2 separate regions of the Mus musculus genome follow, and region 2 is linked to region 1. The links are chromatin loops, found by intact Hi-C in ENCODE. Cell type or tissue: left cerebral cortex. All regions are shown on one strand. Each heading gives the region's core, and the rest is flanking DNA. Links, peaks and the distances in the headings are about the cores only.

What was found. Peaks named below come from ENCODE experiments on the same cell type or tissue, not always from the same donor. Only the 100,000 strongest peaks of a DNase experiment are listed, where the experiment ranks them.
Region 2: a loop joins it to region 1, with 4 times the contacts of the local background. A loop is called at or near these places in 2 of 42 quality-filtered maps.

What each region holds. Positions count from the first base shown.
Region 1 is chr16:96,528,993-96,537,342 of GRCm38, forward strand. No RefSeq gene overlaps it. Among named protein-coding and RNA genes, the nearest start is that of Pcp4, 66 kb to the left of the region's middle. In left cerebral cortex, for the core only: no CTCF peak of the experiment used is centred there; DNase peaks (open chromatin) are centred at 5,009, 5,224 and 6,444; H3K27ac peaks cover 2,026 bases.
Region 2 is chr16:96,630,045-96,638,394 of GRCm38, forward strand. All of the region lies in intron 27 of Dscam (DS cell adhesion molecule), which reads right to left. Among named protein-coding and RNA genes, the nearest start is that of Gm32509, 85 kb to the right of the region's middle. In left cerebral cortex, for the core only: no CTCF peak of the experiment used is centred there; DNase peaks (open chromatin) are centred at 443, 3,400, 4,242, 4,982 and 3 more places; H3K27ac peaks cover 5,732 bases.

The sequences.
Region 1 (8,350 bases), core at 274-8,273:
TTGTCATGACTTTTAGGAACTTCCAGTGGCTTTGCAGGGAGACAGCCCTATCAGCTCCAAACGGTAACGTCTCTTTTCCCCCAGGACTTTGAACTTCTTTTTCCCTTCTTCTTCACATTATAATCTATCTCTGTGCATTTCTTATGGAAAACTTGGACCCCATTTTAGAGTCAGGGAAATGGTGTCAAGACATCTCCCAAGAAAATCCTCCCCATAAGGCTGAATGGTTTCAACTTTAGATAGTCATCTTCTTATAAACCTCTTGAAAGAATAACCTAGATAAATTGGCTTGACTGGAGAGGCAGGGGGTTTAGTGTTAGATTTCCCTAGGGTTTGTGTTTGAGGAGATTCATTCTAGTGTTGGGTTTAGGAGATGCAGCCTCTATCATGGATGCTGAGGGCACAGTACCTGGGCTGCTCTCTAAGGCTCAGTGTCTTAGTCAGCTGGGGATGCTGTGATGAAATATCATGGTTTTCTCAACTGAAAGTGCTGGCATTTGTCCTCACACCTCTGGAGGCCGCAAGTCCTAGGCCATGATGCTGGCAGACTTGGTTCCTAGCTATCAGCTGACTGCTTTTTTGCTACTTCAGGGAATATTCTTATTTCAGGCAAGAGAAAGAAAGAAAGAGGGAGGGAAGGAAAGAGGAGAGAGAGAGAGACAGAGAGAGAGAGACAGGGAGAGACACAGAGAACACAGAAAGGGGGCAAGAGAGAGGAGAGAGGAAGAAAGAGGGAGAGGCAGACAGAGACAGAGAGAGGGAGAGAGGGAGAGAGAGGGAGACACACAGAGAGACAGAAGATAGTGTCTTTTATTTATTTACTTTCGCGACATATATATTGAATATATTGCTATATATTGTAACCTAGGCTTGACTTACCATCTTTCCTCTCAATTTCCCAAGGACTGAGGTTTCAGGAGTGCGCCACTCTGCCCAGCCCCTTTACTCTTCTTGTAGGATGATTCTCTCATGGAAGAAGTCCTAGCTTCATGGCATTATCTAAGCTTAGTCTTACACCAAATCCCCTACCTCCTAATATCCTAGTATTGGGGGCGGGGTAAAGGCTACACAGTATCCATTTAGGATCAGAGCACCTGCTGGTCTCCACCATCTGCTCACTCTAGAGCTTCATGTTATCTAATGGGATCAGATGACAGAGTGATTGGTCTTTGTTCACTGCTCAGTTGATTCTCCTCAGGCTTCAGGTGTGCTCAAGCTCACTGTCTCTGCCTCTGTCCACATTCTGTTGCTGCCTCTGCTCTGGTTACCTTGTGGCAATCTCCTCTGCTCACTGCTGTACTTCCCTTTGCAGGCTCTTTGTTCTTAGGCGAACAGGAATGTAATTGAATAAGAATTGGGAGAGAGCAGCCTGCTCTGGTGTGTGTAACCTCCAGGAGTCAGCGGTCTGCAGAGCTGGAGAGTGACAAACACACACACACACACACACACACACGCACGCACGCACGCACGCACACACACACACACTCCTGTACCACCAGAGGCAGAACCCTGTGATGTTCTTTGGGTAACACTGAGGACTGTTAAAAGCAAACCTTTTCACTCTTTTCTCTCAGAACCATAAAGCCAATTAAAATACGAGAGTCTTGCAACCTCAAAGCTGGCATGCTCATTATCTCAACACTGCAGGTCCTCTGCCTGAGAGTTTAAAGGCCTAGGAGGCACTTCTCTGTGAGCACTTTCCAGGCTTTCAACTGGGACCTTCTTGTGGGCCTTGACTGTACGATCACTTCCCCAGACTGGCTGAGATCTGACAGCTGCCACAGTTACTGTAGATAAGTTCTTGTTCAAGGCTGGCCTTTGCATTTGCCTTAGTTAGATGAATTCCTGCCCAGAAGTATCTAGACACTCGGGAAACCACTGCTTCAGTTGACAAGGGAGGAGCCTACACTCCTTACTGTGTTCTCACATGAGCCTTAGCCCAGGTGTCAGCCTGATGTGCTGTACCCAGGTGTAGCCCTGGCCACTAGACTCCAGGTTCTCTACCTGTCAGTGAGTTTGCTAAGACTAGTTTTAAGTGGAGCCTGTGGCTAACTTATTAACTGGTCCAGGGGGCTTCCATGAAGCTGATGTGTGAGAGGTGTCATCATTCTGAAACTGGGCAGTTTTGGAAACCATCCCTCTGATCATACCATGCCACACTCACTTCTCTCCTTCCAGTATATTCTCCTGTGGCAGCCAGCACGTGCATCTGGCTGTTCTACTCTTCCCATGTTGACTCAGCCTCTTATTGGCTACAGTGTGAGGGTGGGGTAGAGTCAGAGTCCTTCTTAATGACCTTTGGGAACCTGCTGCTGAACACCGCTATCATCACTGTTTGGATGGTCCCTTTGTTCCTTCCAGGTAATCTCCTCCTTGCCTAGCTAGATGTGTGACTCTGTAAAGCCCAGCTTTTGCACAGCCGATCGTAGCATCTGGGGAATTCACACCCTTCTCTGGTTCAGATCCGATACTCTTCTTCCTGAGGTGGATGAGGTAAAACTGACTTGTGGGAGAGAGTAACTTCCAGCTCTGAGTACCTGTTCATGGGAGAAATTTATGGTTTGTTTGAAACAGAGATAATGCCAGGGACCTCGGGTCAACTCTATTTTCCATATGTAAGGTTTGTGAGGGGTCAGATCTGCAACAACATACGTCGGTTCTAATAGCTAACGAACAGCCTCTCCAGCTTGAAAGGACAGCTGGGAGATGTAATCTGTCTGGATGACCTGGGTCAGATGAAACTGGTTTCTTTCACCCCTGTCCCCCTTCACATCTGTCCCAGCTCCTCTTTTGCAGACTCCATCCATGGGATATTCCCCTTGATGGCGCTGATTGTAGCTTCACAAGCTTTGGTGAGATACTTTGATTCATTCTTGTCCCTTCTACACAAGGTCAGGGACATTTGTTTTATTGGTTGGGATGCTCTTTAAACACTTCACACTTTAGCAAGAGTGAAGATGGCTGGGTATGTAGCTCAGTGGTAACAGGCTTGCCTGGTCTGCATGAGGTTTAGGTTCTCTCGCTAGCACTGCCAACAGTAGTGAGTGAATGAGTTAGCGTGGTGAGCTCTGTACTGGCATTGTTCTCTCCCTCATATCTGATGGGAGAGGCAAAATGATAGGGAAACAGCCTGTGCTTTCCTCTAGGAACCAGCCAAGGAAAACATTGGCTTATCCGAGGTCACAGCAGCCAGTATCCTTCTGTCTTCTGTCTGAAGAAGGTTGTGCAAAGTCCCCATAGTATGCATTTTCTTGACATCCTATTTGCAATGGATAAACATAGATATTAGGGATAGATGGCAGAACTCGGGCACATGTCTATGCTTCCCTATGTTTTCTCCCTAGAGACTAAGCATGTCTGGAAGCTGTGGCTGCCTTGGCAGGGATCTCTGTGCTCCAATCCTGAGGTCCTGCACACTGCCTTCTGCACGTATTCTTCTTCTGAGAACAAGGTTGCCCCTTCCCTCTATTCATCAGCCTTACTGTGGACACCTAGAATATGAGAACAGTGGAACCAGGCTTCAGCAACTATTGTTGTCAGCCTCCTCTGGCCTCAGTCTCTCTCTCTCTCTCTCTCTCTCTCTCTCTCTCTCTCTCTTCATGTGAAATGAACATCTGACCACCAGAGGCAGAGACTAAATGGGCCATCTGTGCGGAGTAATTTCTGTAAGTCAGGTTGTAGTAAGTTGATACACACTTGACATGTGTTGATTGTCTCATGGAATATACAGTGTCCCCATTTTATTGGCGAGGAAATGGAGGCTCAGAGATGATAAAGAGCATACAAGGTCACACAGCTTGAAGGAAGAGGCTGACTCCTTCATAAGTTAGATTTCTCAGCCTCAAGACTTTGAACTCCGTTCTTAACTCTACTTGAGGCATTGAGCATGGACGTGGCTTCCTGTGGATGGTTCCTGTCCATATAGAAGACTCTTTGAATTCTTCTGTGTCTGGTGGGTGTACCCTTGATGTATCCTTCTATGACTGACAGAGTGTAACTTGATGCATCCTTCTGTGATTCACACTGTTTGGAATTTACAGCCTCCAAATCTCATTGGTAGAATAGAATTAGAGCCACCTTAATCCCCAAGATTGGTGAATATGTTCCTGTCTGTGTTGGGGGTGCTTTCGGGATATGACTAAAATCAGGATTTTGAGGTGAAAAGACTCCACAGCATCATAGGGTCTTTCTATGAGGAACCAGGAGGATGCATGTTGGGAAAGGAGCTCGGATGATAATAGTGATGTTAACAGGATGAGCTTTGAGGTTGTGGAAGAAGACATGAGCCGAGGACTGCAGCTGGTGTCTAGAATCTGGGAGAGGCAAGAAGATGGATCATCTCAGTGCCTCCGGGAGAAACCATCCCTGCTTAAACTTGAGTCTGCCTTATAGACTAAGAGTTATCCCCCTAGAATAGTAGCTGTGAGTTTGTGTTATTTGAAGCTACTGGGTGTATGTCACTTCCTTACAACAGGATACGAACAGTGGCGTTGTGTCCTATCCTTTGTGTCTTGATGCAATGATCACTTTTAACACTAGTGTTAATCATGTTTCAGCTCAGCTAGTGAGGGGTCTCCTGAAAGGGGGGAACATGAGTTACTCAGACGAACAAATGGTTAGGATGGGGGGTAGTCATTACTTATCTGCTTGGCATTAAAACTGGCCCCAGTCATGTGACCTCAGACCCTGTCTTACCAGCCCTCATCTCTGAGGAGGGGAGTCGTAGCCGCATTACCACCCCACAGTCTGCTGGGAGCCCTTCAGGAGATGCCGATGGCTACAACAAGCCAGAGGCATCTGCAGCTGCTTGACCAGATCGTGGCAGGAGAGCTCCAGAGATGGCCTGTAGCCAGCCCTGGCTGTCAACACTAATTTTCTCCGGCTTGATGGAGCTCAGCCTATTTTGTGTGGCTTGCCCGCCACCAAGTCAGCAGCCCCTGCACAATCAGGGTGCTGAGCCAAGCTGATAAGCAGGGCTGTGGTGTGGTTATCTCTGCCACTGCAGAGCTGAGAGCTTCGGGGAGGAGTGGATGTAGGGTGTGTTTCCGCCTACATTGCTGCTGCTGCTGTTCCTGCAGCACCTGCCTCCCCAGGACAGTCCAGCTCCTAGAGGAGGGGTGCAGCCCTCTCCATGCTCCCGAGGTCATGGGGTGGTAGTACAGTGGTGCAGAAGACTCGGGGTTGGGGAGTACTGACTCATAACCGTTGTAAGTATGCGGCAGTGAAGGAGCTCTGTGGAGCTCTTCATGGGGTTGCTGGGCTCAGCTTCTGTGATTGTCAAGATGAGGAGAGGCAGTGGGAAGCTCCCTTCTGAAGAATCAACACTGACTCCAGCTCCCCTTCCCTCTGTCACCCCATCCTCCTCACTGAGCTCCTTCTATGATTCATGTTTATAGACCTGAAATGACCTCCAAGGGCCTCACTAAACCCTGCATTTTATAAAGATGCCAGTCAGACACATGGCTTGCCCATGGCTGAGTCTAAGCCCTACTAGGATGTCCAGTAGGGTCAATACTTCTTCTGCTAGGGACTCACTCTGCCAGGCTGATGAGACCCATCTACGGCTTTCCATCAGAGATGGAAACTCTAGGCATGCTCCTAGGGTGTTCCAAGAACATTGCTTAAACTCCCTGGGAACAGAAACAGAGGGAAGATCAGAAGGTGGCTTGTCCCATTAGTATTCCAGGGCACAGCTTCTATGAGTGTGTTGAAAGGTAGATGGCTAAGATTTAAGCTCAGCACATTAACCTGGACCCAGAGTAACAGTGGCATTATCAAGAAGGACCCTTTACTTCAATAGCCTCAAGGGATGCCTTTTACAGACGTGTTGTGGGTCAGAGGCAGAACAGCCTTCTTCAGCCATCCTTAGGGTTCTAGCTTTCCCCCGTGTTTAGATGGATTGCCATTCTGTTTAGTTCCAGGTTCGGGAGGACAAGGTGAGGGGCACCCAAAAGGATGAAGCTAGAGGAACAAAGTGCAGTCTCTGTCACAAGGTTTATAGGTGCACATCTGTGGTATGAGTTCTTCAGATTCTCACTGGTACTGTGACGTTTCCTGCAGATGTGCTCACAGCTGCCCATATCTCTCCAGAACATGAGCATCCAATTGTATCAATGCTCCCCATGTCCTGCACACAGGGCAACCGGAAGTTACTAGCATTACTGGTAGCTCAGTTCCTGGTTGCTGCCTGATTTGACTCGGAAGATGAATACCCAGCTCTCTTGATCATTAGCATCTCTGAGACTCCAGAGATCCTTGGCGGGAGCAGTCCTTCATTGCACAAAGTTGTCTGCTCAAAGATCCAGTCTTCTTCAACCTTCCTTCCTTCCTTCCCTGACTCATGTCCACACTTCACCCACCCCAGATGCTCCCTCAGCCTTTCAAGCAAATCACTTGCATGCAAAACCTTGCCTCAAGGTTTCCTTCTGGGCGACACTAACCCAAGACATATGGCGAGGGAGATGTGTGGGCATTTTGAGCCAACACTCGGAGGTTCCAAGAATTCTAGAGCCTTCAGAGCATATGCTGTGTTTACATCATGTTTTTCACAACTCAGAAGAAAGCAATCTCTTAAGACCGGAATGGACACTTAGTTTTCAGTCAACTGAAAGTTGTTTCCCTACTTTGAAGGGCAGGCAGCCCCACAAGGGCCAAGGAGGGTGAGGCAGGGTGGTGTGGCCAATTTGCCTTCTCAGATCCAAGTCCTTGGGATGTGGAGACACTGGGCTCTACTTTCCCAGAAGGTACATTCCAATGAGAAGCTGAAGATGTGAATCTTTGAGGAAGGTAGAAGAGAGCAGGAAGGAATCACACCATGTGTCACCGTGAGGCTCATATTTGTGAAAACATGAATATGCTCTTGAGAAATGGAGAGCTCTCCAGGGCTGGGCTGGGCACAACTGGCGACATCTAGGGATTACTAGAGAGGGAGAAATGACCCTCAGGGAAGAGGGCAAAATCTATAATGTAAATGTATTCCTGTGTCTCTCATTGCTTGGCTGAAGGGACTTAAACCATCACCCTTTTCCCTTGGTTCCTTGGAAATCTCCCAGGAACATTGACTCTCTTCTTCCTGGTTGGCAGGAGTGAACTTCCAGTGTTTCAAGAACACTGTTTTCTTTCCTGGTAGACTCTGCTCTCTGGGGAGGACATTTCTCTGCACACAGGGGCATTCTGTCTTGCCCCAAGTTGTCTCTGCTTCTTCTAGGACTACATTTATCTGGTTTTAGTTATTTATTTTTATTGAAGATTCTGCTACCTCTGCCCTCAAACTATTTTCAGTACCCTCCTCCCTTCATCTGTCTGTATGTCTCTGTCTGTCTTTGTCTCTGTCTGTCTTTGTCTCTGTGTGTGTGTGTATGTGTAGGTAGTTATTCTTGCCCCCTTCAAGGTTCTCAGCCTTCAGGAAAATTTAACCTTAAGCCTTTTACCCACACTACCCTGACTTACTTTACTACTGTGTTTTGTGATAGGAATTCATATTAGCTCCTGGACCCAGAATAATTTCAGAAGACTTTAGGGCTAATCTGGGACTAGAGAATGTGTGAGACTCATGTTATCCTGAGTACAAATTTACTAGAAAGACCTTTATACCCCCACATTACTGCTCAAAGGTCCCTGAGCTGCCACCCAGCTCTTGCAGCTTTCTGAGATCCTGGAAATCTAGTTAATCTTTGAAATCTGTTCAGTGTGGGGAACCACAGTTGAAGATCCTTCTGTATCAGATTGGCCCAAAAGCATGTCTATAGGCATTTTCTTGATTCTAATTGATGTGGAAAGACCCACCCTGTTGTGGGCAGCATGAGGCCATAGTCATGTGGTCCAGGGCTGTGTAAGGAAGTGAGCTGTAAGAAGCCAGCAAGTGAACGGTAAGCCCCGTTCCTCCATAGTTTTCTCTCCAGGTTCCTGCCTTGCATTCCTGTCTGACTTCACTCTAAGATGGATTGTGACTACAAGCGTAAGTTGCTATGGTCATGGTGTTTACCACAGTAACAGAAAGCCAACTAGGAAAGACATCCTCTTATGTTGCTATAAAGAGAGGGCTTGGTCTAGACAAGTGCCTGGGTTGTGCCTCATCGTTTCTTTTTCCCCAGGACTTTATTTCTTCTCAATGTCTATCATAGAGTTTCACAGACTCTACCACCATGCCTGACAATAGAAATTCTCCTTAGTCTCTGAGTTACCAGTAATCCAGTCCCTGCAGTCAGTAAGGGTACCGTGGGACTAAAAGATGTATATGAATCATGGTTTTCTGAACTCACATTTACTAAAAAAAAAAAAAAGGCCAGAACATGATACATTCCAGAATGTGAGGATCTAGGCTGAGTACTGCTCACCTTTCCTGTTATTC
Region 2 (8,350 bases), core at 289-8,288, 100 kb after region 1:
GCTCGCTTCCCTTAAAATATGATTTATGCTTTTTTACACATTCAATCCTGGCAAAAGTGAAGTTTCCTTTCCTGGAACACTGAAACCTTTTTTTTTTTCCTTTTAATTTCTTTCTTTGCTCTAAGACTTCATGTTAGGGATCCTGCTCAAGGAGCAGAAGTTTCTGGAAATGAATTTATTTAATGGTGTGTGGCTCCATACTGAAGGAACGCCTATGTAGGGACATTTCCACCTCCTTCTCTCGGGCTGTGATTTGCCTGTTATGTCTCATGTGTGGGAAGACATGGAGACAACCTCAGGTCAATTTCTTATCACCCGGAACCCCAAAGACCAGAAAGCTTGTTCTAGAAGCCACCAGGTCATGCCTATTCCCGTTGGCAGCCTCAACATGGTGCACAGATGGGTTCAGTCTAGAAGACAAAACTGGCCCCCTCTATTCCACCCACATGGAGAAACACAGGAAGCAAAATAGCACTGAATCTCTCAGCTCGTGTCTTTATATTTGTCTGTGAAGATGAAGTAAATAGCCCGAGTCTCTTCTCTTCCTGAATGATTTAACACGTACAAAGTAAATATATCTATGGAATGCCAGAAGCTGGGATTAATTAGCTCCATGAAACACCCAACAGGGGCTAGTACAATATGCTAAGAAAGAGGACCAAACTTAACACTTGTCTTCAACTTACACTGGGCTCGTAAATCTGAGATACCCAACCCCTACACTTGGCCATATACTGTGTCTTTGCTTCAGGTCAGCCTCAGCACTCCCTGGGGGCTTCTCAGGATGATGGGTAGGTGTCTTGGGCTCCACAAAGGACAATAGAATTCCCAAGTGTTCATCTAACTGCAGAGGTCTTGACTGGCCTCTTTCTCAGGCTCAGATCACTTCAGGATTTAGCTCCAAAGCCATGTCAGTCAACCCTGCCTATATCGACCTTTGAGAACAGATGTCTTCCTTCTGTTTGAGCTACCATGCCCTGCTTCCAACTCAGCTGATAATTTGAGGGAAGTTGTGCTAGTTGGAATTCCTTCTTTCTACAAGCTCCCTGGAACTAAGCTGAGTAGTTTGGAGTTTGGATGGCCTGAGTAGGGTAGCATGACCCTGGAGCATGCTCTAAGGATCTGTATCATACCATGCTTCTTAGGAGTGCAGGTTAAGTCCCTCTTAGTATTACTATGTGGCATTTAGAGATGAGGAGAGTGAGTTGTGAATATGTCCAGTGGTGAGAGGTCTGTCCAGTGTTTACAGCACGGACAATTTCTTTGCTGTTTTAGTGGTCCTTGATACCTGGAGCAGAATGAGAGTCAGACCCTGAGGGGTACCAAGGAACAGACACCTGGCCTCAGCAGGGTAAGGGAAATTATCTAAGGATAGTGGTGTATCAGGATGGGCCAATCTCAGGAGCTAGGGAGACTGATCTGTTTAGAAGAGACTTGGAACTTGAGGGGTTAGAATTGGTGGGCCATGCGCTCCACAGAAAATTTACAGGCACTGGAATAATGTGTGTGTTCAGGAAAGGACAGCTCTGTTTTACTCAATAGAGAGTTCGCTTGCATGGTGATGGATGAGGGTGGCCCCAACATCATAGAGGTGACTAGTGTGGTCTGAAAACTGTTACCTGGCTAAGATGAGGGGGATGCTGCTTGCAAACATGGTGGTAGAGGGTCGGGGGGGGGGGCAGACCCCAGCATTCATCATGTCTCTTACTCAGAAGGTTTAGACAGGAAGTTGGGTACAATGTTCTGCTACCAGCTTCCTACGGGGGTCCAGGTGAGAATCTGTGAGCACTGGGTTAAGAATTCCAGTAGTTTGGGGTTGCAAATGATAGTGTTATGTGATGTTGCCTTTGGAGATAAATTGAAAAAAAAAAAAAATCAGAGCTCTACCAGTTGTGATAGGGTGGGGACTGCATGGAATTCAGAGAAAGGCTAGAATTGGGGTGCACAGGATGAGACCAGAGTCTGGTAGGATATGGAGAGCTGGGGGACCTGTTTTAAAGCTAGAAGGTGTTAGGTGAGGCTGTTTAGAGACTGGCTAAGAGTCACATTAGGGAGGGATCTGAGCAGAGATGAGACTTGGAGCATTGTTCACGTTCACATAGGGAGGGGTGAAGAGCCGGAGGCACATCTCAGACATGCTTTCATTTAGGGGAAGGAGTGTTTCTGGAGCAAGTGAGTACATTTTAATAGTTCTGGAATATAGGATCTCTAATGGTGACGGAGGCTTTCAAATTAGCTTCCTTAATGAAATTTAGGATCCTTTCCCTCGGGCCTCAGGCAGCTATCGCAATATGTGCTACCTTTAGCGGGTCCAGAGCTGGGGTTGCGGGCCACCACAGTGGCTGTCCGCTGCCGTCTTACACCAAATGCCCCTTAAGTTCTAGGACACCCAGGGTGAGTTGTTCTCCCCCTGCAACACATATTCTCATAGAGCTTTATGTTGTTGGTTTTTTCTAGCTCAGACACCAACACTAGGTGATTCCTGCTCCAAGCTGGGCTTTCCATTCCCTAAAGAAGCAGCACCGAGAAGGACACTTGACTTGCCCTGTGCTTCCCTGGGCCACCCTTGCGATGGATGCTCTCAAAGGGACTCCTGCCGAGGAGCTCTTCAGCACAGTGTTGCTCAATGGGAGCTTCCATGGTGACTCCAACACATTTTCCATTCTACACTGCCCCACCCCCAAACCCCGAACTTGCAACTTCTCCAAGTTCCTCCTGTTCCGCAGCTATGGGTTCTCTCTGCTCCCTCCTGGATCCAGCAGCAATTGACACCAGAGCTCTTCTAGTTGCCTACAGCTGAATCTTCCCACGTGCCCACCCATTTAAATGCCTATATTCTTTTTCTTCTTCTTCCTCTTTATCTCTTGAGTACAGCCCAGTCCGTAAGTAGGGAAGTGGCCCAGAGACTTTTTCAGGGCACTCTTTTGTTGCTGTTTTGAGATAGGGTCTTGCTATATGGCCCAGGCTTGGTTCAGACTCCTGATCTTGCCTTGGGCCTTTCCAGTGCTGGGATCCCAGGTGGGTACCCTCTCACCTGGCTTTCTGAACCTACAGCTTTCCCCTCTGGTACTACAATTCTTGATGCACTTTCTACCTATCCATAGTGATGGGACCATCAGGATCCATCATCCACAAGCCACTCAGATGGTATCACCACTCCCGTGTCTGGGTTGAGTGTTCCCTTCTTGAGTTTAAATGCTCTAAAATTCTCAAGTACTTCTCAGAGGGCCTGATTTCTACTTAATTTCCTACTTAGGACTCTCTTTTATGAAAAGCTTGGGGTTTCATAGTGTCCTTTATTCAACCAGCCTGAGTACAGACACTGGCAGGATTTTTAATTTTTTTTTTATTCTCTTCCTACACACTTATGAGAGTACCATATCCATTACTGAAGTTGAAAATGAATTTTTACAACTTCTATAGAAGACTTTACATTTCTACTGGTTGAATTTTATCTTCTTGGCTGCAGCCTTTCAAAGTCTCATGATCTCTGGATTCTTCTTTCTGATTCCTGCCTTCATTCCCACCTGTGTGAACCTCGTACCACAGTTTGCTTAGCCTTTCACAGGGCTCATCACAACTTGCTTATCAATCAGCCCTGTCAAAACAGAGTGGGTCTGCCCAGACTTCTGCTGGCTCCTTTCTTAAGCTTATATTAACTTACTTCAAACTAGAAGGCTCTGAATTAATTAATTTTTGAATGGGTGGATATTGCCTATCACCTAGCATCTCTCATTGGCCTTTGATTAGTCTAAGGTTATCCACAAAAATTTGGGGATTATGTATGGGAAGGTCTTTGCTTTGAAACTTCAAATGGTCTCAGAACTGGAAGCCTGTGGTGACCCTATTCCCGATCTTTTCAGTGGCAGGAGTGGGGAGTCTTCAGTGAAATATCATAGATTAATTGATATCTATATTTTGCTCATTGTCTTTTGGGACATGTTTTATGTCAACTCTAGAAAACCAACTCCCTCCCCACAACCTTGCCTACTGCAAAGGTTTGGGGAAAAATAGCAAGCTAATCAGGGCTCCGGTAATTGTTAAACATTTTGAGCTTTCCCTGTCTCTGTCTCATCTCATTTGATTTCCTTCTTTCCTTTCCTTTTAATTCCCTTCCCTCCCTCCATTTCCTCCTTTTTATAATCCCTGGTCCTGCTGTTCTGGTTCAAATAGCTCTCCTCCTGCCGCACACCAGAGCAGAGCAGATGTTGAGTGGCTTTCCTTCCACCTGCCATCTGTTCTGTGAGAACATCACCCAGAGCTCAGCTCTTCCTGCTCAAACACAGCCAAGCAGGCCTGGGCATAGTTTTCTACATTTTCACATATTTCAGACATAGACATAGACTGGGTGACATATCTCCTGAAGTCCGTGGCCACTTCTGCACACTCCTCTTGTCTCCTCTCATATTCTGTTGGGTAAGTAGTGATAGAGAAAGTCCACCAGGCTGGTCTGGCAACAGAGTATTTTCCAGCTCCCAAATGATACAGGGAAGACTAGAAGACAATGACAGAGATCACGGTGACCAGGTGTCACGGGTCATCTGCTTGTGGGGAACAGTTTCATGTGTGTGGTGTGGTGGAGAACTATGAGGGTCTGGCAGTAGGCAGGGAGCCATGTGGCTGAGTATATGATACTGGCTGGCTTCCAAGTAGTCAATGGCAAAAGTACTCTGGGAGAGGTATGGTAGATATTCAAGTCACAAATTATATATCAATGTGTCAATAAAATTAGGGATCATATGACAAAGAGTGATGAGGTAAAAAATGAATTAACCCAGGGTTTTTGAAGATGGGAATGACATTTATTATATGCCTTTGATAGCATGCTCACTTCTTCTGACTCCATGAGTCATTGCTAGTCATTAAAACCTTACTTGTGCTTACCCTGACAGCCTGTCTCTTATTTGCATATATTTGCATATGCCAAGTTTCTTGGGAGGATGGGGGTTGGAACAGTGACCTGGGCTCTCTTCTTCCCTTTTCTCAATGTTACTTTGGAAACATTTATCTTTCCAGCCTTTAGTTTTCAAGTCTACAATATGGACAATGCAAAGCTCACACCCTATCAGGACCCCTGGTGCTGAGAGACTAAAACAGGACTATGGGAGCTCGTTCTAGAGGTATGCAGTTCTGACAGTCTAGGAGAGCTATACCAGGTGCTTCAGGAACATCACAGCTTGGTCTTGTTCAGTATTTACATATTAAATACTGAAGACCATTGCTCTCCTCCTGGTTCTGCGAATATGTGAAAGAGTATACCAGTGGGTGTGTATGGTGTCATGGAGTGCTCCATCCAGGCTCTTGCCTGCAACCTAGCAAGGCTTTCTTACAAGGCTAAGCAGCTTTAAAAACATATAAATGGTTCAGAGAAAGAGAGAGAGAGAGAGAGAGAGAGAGAGAGAGAGAGACAGACAGACAGACAGACAGACAGACACAGACAGGTACACACACACACACACAGACAGAGAGAGACATACAGATACACACAGACACACACAGACAGGTACACACAGACACACACAGACAGAGAGAGACATACAGATACACACACACACATACACACACACACACACACACACACACACACACACACACACACACACACAGAGTGCTGGCATTCATAGTCTCTGGTCTATGTTTGCTCGTCTAAAGCTCTTGAGGAAAATGGCATGTGCTTAGACTAACCTCTGCTGTGAAGTCACCTGTACCCCCCAAGAGCAAAAAAGGAAACCATCTATGGACAACAGATCCCACTTTGCTGCTCCCCTCACCAAAAGCTTCTATCTGAAGGCTCCCCACTGTCAGCCCTACTTCTCTCTGAGACAGGAAAGGATATTATAAAGCAGCTATTTTTTGCAATGGCTGTAAACCTGCATTTAGGTTTTTTTTTTTACAAGATTCCAGCCAGAACTTCCAATCACCTCATGCTTGCATGGAAGAAGATTTTAAAGCTAAGGAGAAATAAATGTCCTCAGAGACAGACATCCATGCTCGTGACCCAAGAAAATTGGAAGAGCAAACAAGGGCAGGGCAGAGCATCCTGGCAAGCCAGGCAAAGCTCCAGAGACAGCCGGGCATTCATAGTGCCTGTCCTGGACTGCCCATTCTTGTGTTCAGCTCACCAGCTGCCCTTGCTCCACCTCCATCTCATCCCACTGCTTACTTGTTCTGCACAACCTCACACAGAAACTCAGCTCTACCCATTTCTGCTCTGACAACTGTAGGGAAGAGGAGAGAAAGAAAGGGAAAGGATAGGAGGCAGGGGGTGGAGTGAAGGAAGAGAGGCTGAAAGAAGAGAGAGAAGGAAGGACTGGAGGAAGACAGAAGATAAAACAAGTTTTCATAGTAAAGGATACTGATTGTGTGTGTGTGTGTGTGTGTGTGTGTGCATGCACACACACACATGAAAGTGTGCCCTGAGTGCTAGCTCTAAGGTACAAGTACATGCATGTGTGTGCACGTGTGTGCACATGTGTGCATGTGTGTACATGTATTATGAAGCTTGAAGAAGCTCTTAGGGTTTGCTTCTCAGTCACTATTCATCTGTCCATCATTTTCTCTTGAGGTCTGGTTTTTCACGGGCTGGAGCTTGACCAGAAGGGTGGCTGTTCACTGAGTCCCAGGAATCTGCCTGTTCCCACCTCCGCAGTGCCAGGATTATTGTCATTTTTTAAAAAAATGTAGCATCTGGGGATCCAACTGAGGTCCCCATGCTTCTGAAGTGGGTACTGAACTGAACATCCCTCAGTCCTGATGCTGTATTTTTCAACCACTGTTTATTGGCTTGGCATTGAGCCTCCCGAGGCTAACCACCTCTGTGTTCTTTCTCTTTCCTGGGGGTTCTGCACTCCAGTGTGGGGGCATATTTATCTTCCCTCCTTCCTCAAGTGTAAGTGCCAGTGTGCTCTGAGGTTCACATTCCTGGCTGAGCTCAGTAGAGTTCAAGTTGCTTTTTGGTTTTAGAAATGGGGAGAACTTTTGGTTCTTTAGAGAGGAGAAACAAGTCAGGAGAGTTAAGAAAATGGAAAGGATTCCCCACAGCCCACCCACCCACAGAGTCTTTGCCTTGTAAACCAGGAGCCCAGATTCTCTTGGGAAATGGCCACCCGGCACTGGTCAGTTTGGAAATAATTGTTTATTTTGAATCATGTTTGAAATCATGACTATCTCTTGTTTTAAGGGGAGAAGGGTGTTTTGTTAGAGAAATGGGGTCAGATTGCTACAAGGCAAATGGATCACTATGCTTATCTTACTTGAGATAGAGTTCTTGTCTTGGCACTGCCAGTTGACCCCTGCTTTGAGGCACCAGAACAGGCTTTCAGTCCCTTGGGAAAACTCCTCCTAAAGGACACAGCTTTTACCAATATTGGAGTAGAGCACTAGACTTGGGGATCAAATTTTTATTAGGTTGGGGATGCTGGGATGCTGGGTCCAGCTGGTGACTCATTTGTAGTTCAAAGTATCAAGATGTTGGGGAAAACCAGGGCATCATTAAAAGCAAGATGCAGCTTTCTGAAGTCCTGAATAAGGATATAGTTTTTTTTTTTTTTTAAATCAAGTACTTGAAGACAATTTAGAAGGTCGCTCTGCTCTAAATTTAGTTAGTCCTCAGGAAGGGAGAATATAGGCTGGCGGAGCTGCTCCAGTCCCACTTTCTTTCATGTTGCTTTTGCATAAAAGAATATTACCTTGTACTCCTTGACTAGGTTGTTCCTCCACACAGCATGGGGTGGCATTTGTGTAAATATTTTAGTTGTGTCCAACTTCAGACAGTACCACTAAAGAAGGGTCTGAACTTGGCCTCGCATAACCTTAAGCACATCTACCAGGTACTCTATTTTTTTCCTTATTCAAATTGCTTACCCCATTTTCAATCCTGCTAAGAGGATGTTCAAGCAGCGTACCATGTGTTCCTAGAAATGGTGACCTTATTTTGGGCAATTCTTCCCACCAATTCTGTAAACCTATGGGAACTGGTTTGAATGTAGGCACAGGACCTAGGTCTTATGGGAGGCAGCTTTTAATTGAAGGGCATTATTAATGAAGTCTGAGGGTTAATAGACATTCATGACTTCAAACCTTGGCTTCAGACCTCCCTGAGTTGGATATGTTTTATGCTATTAATAGACATTTCAAAGGGGTAGGTGCCTTGTAGGTCTCTCTGGGGACTGGTCTGGCATTCCATGATTCTTTCTGTGCACCCATAACTTATTCTGTCTTTTAAGACAGCACTTCTCAGGGTTACAGAGAGATGAGTATGTCCTCTAATGTAACCCTTGATCTAGCACTTCCAGAGGATCACTATCTACAGCTCTAGATGGGATCTTAGGGATCTTTTGATTCCTAGGAT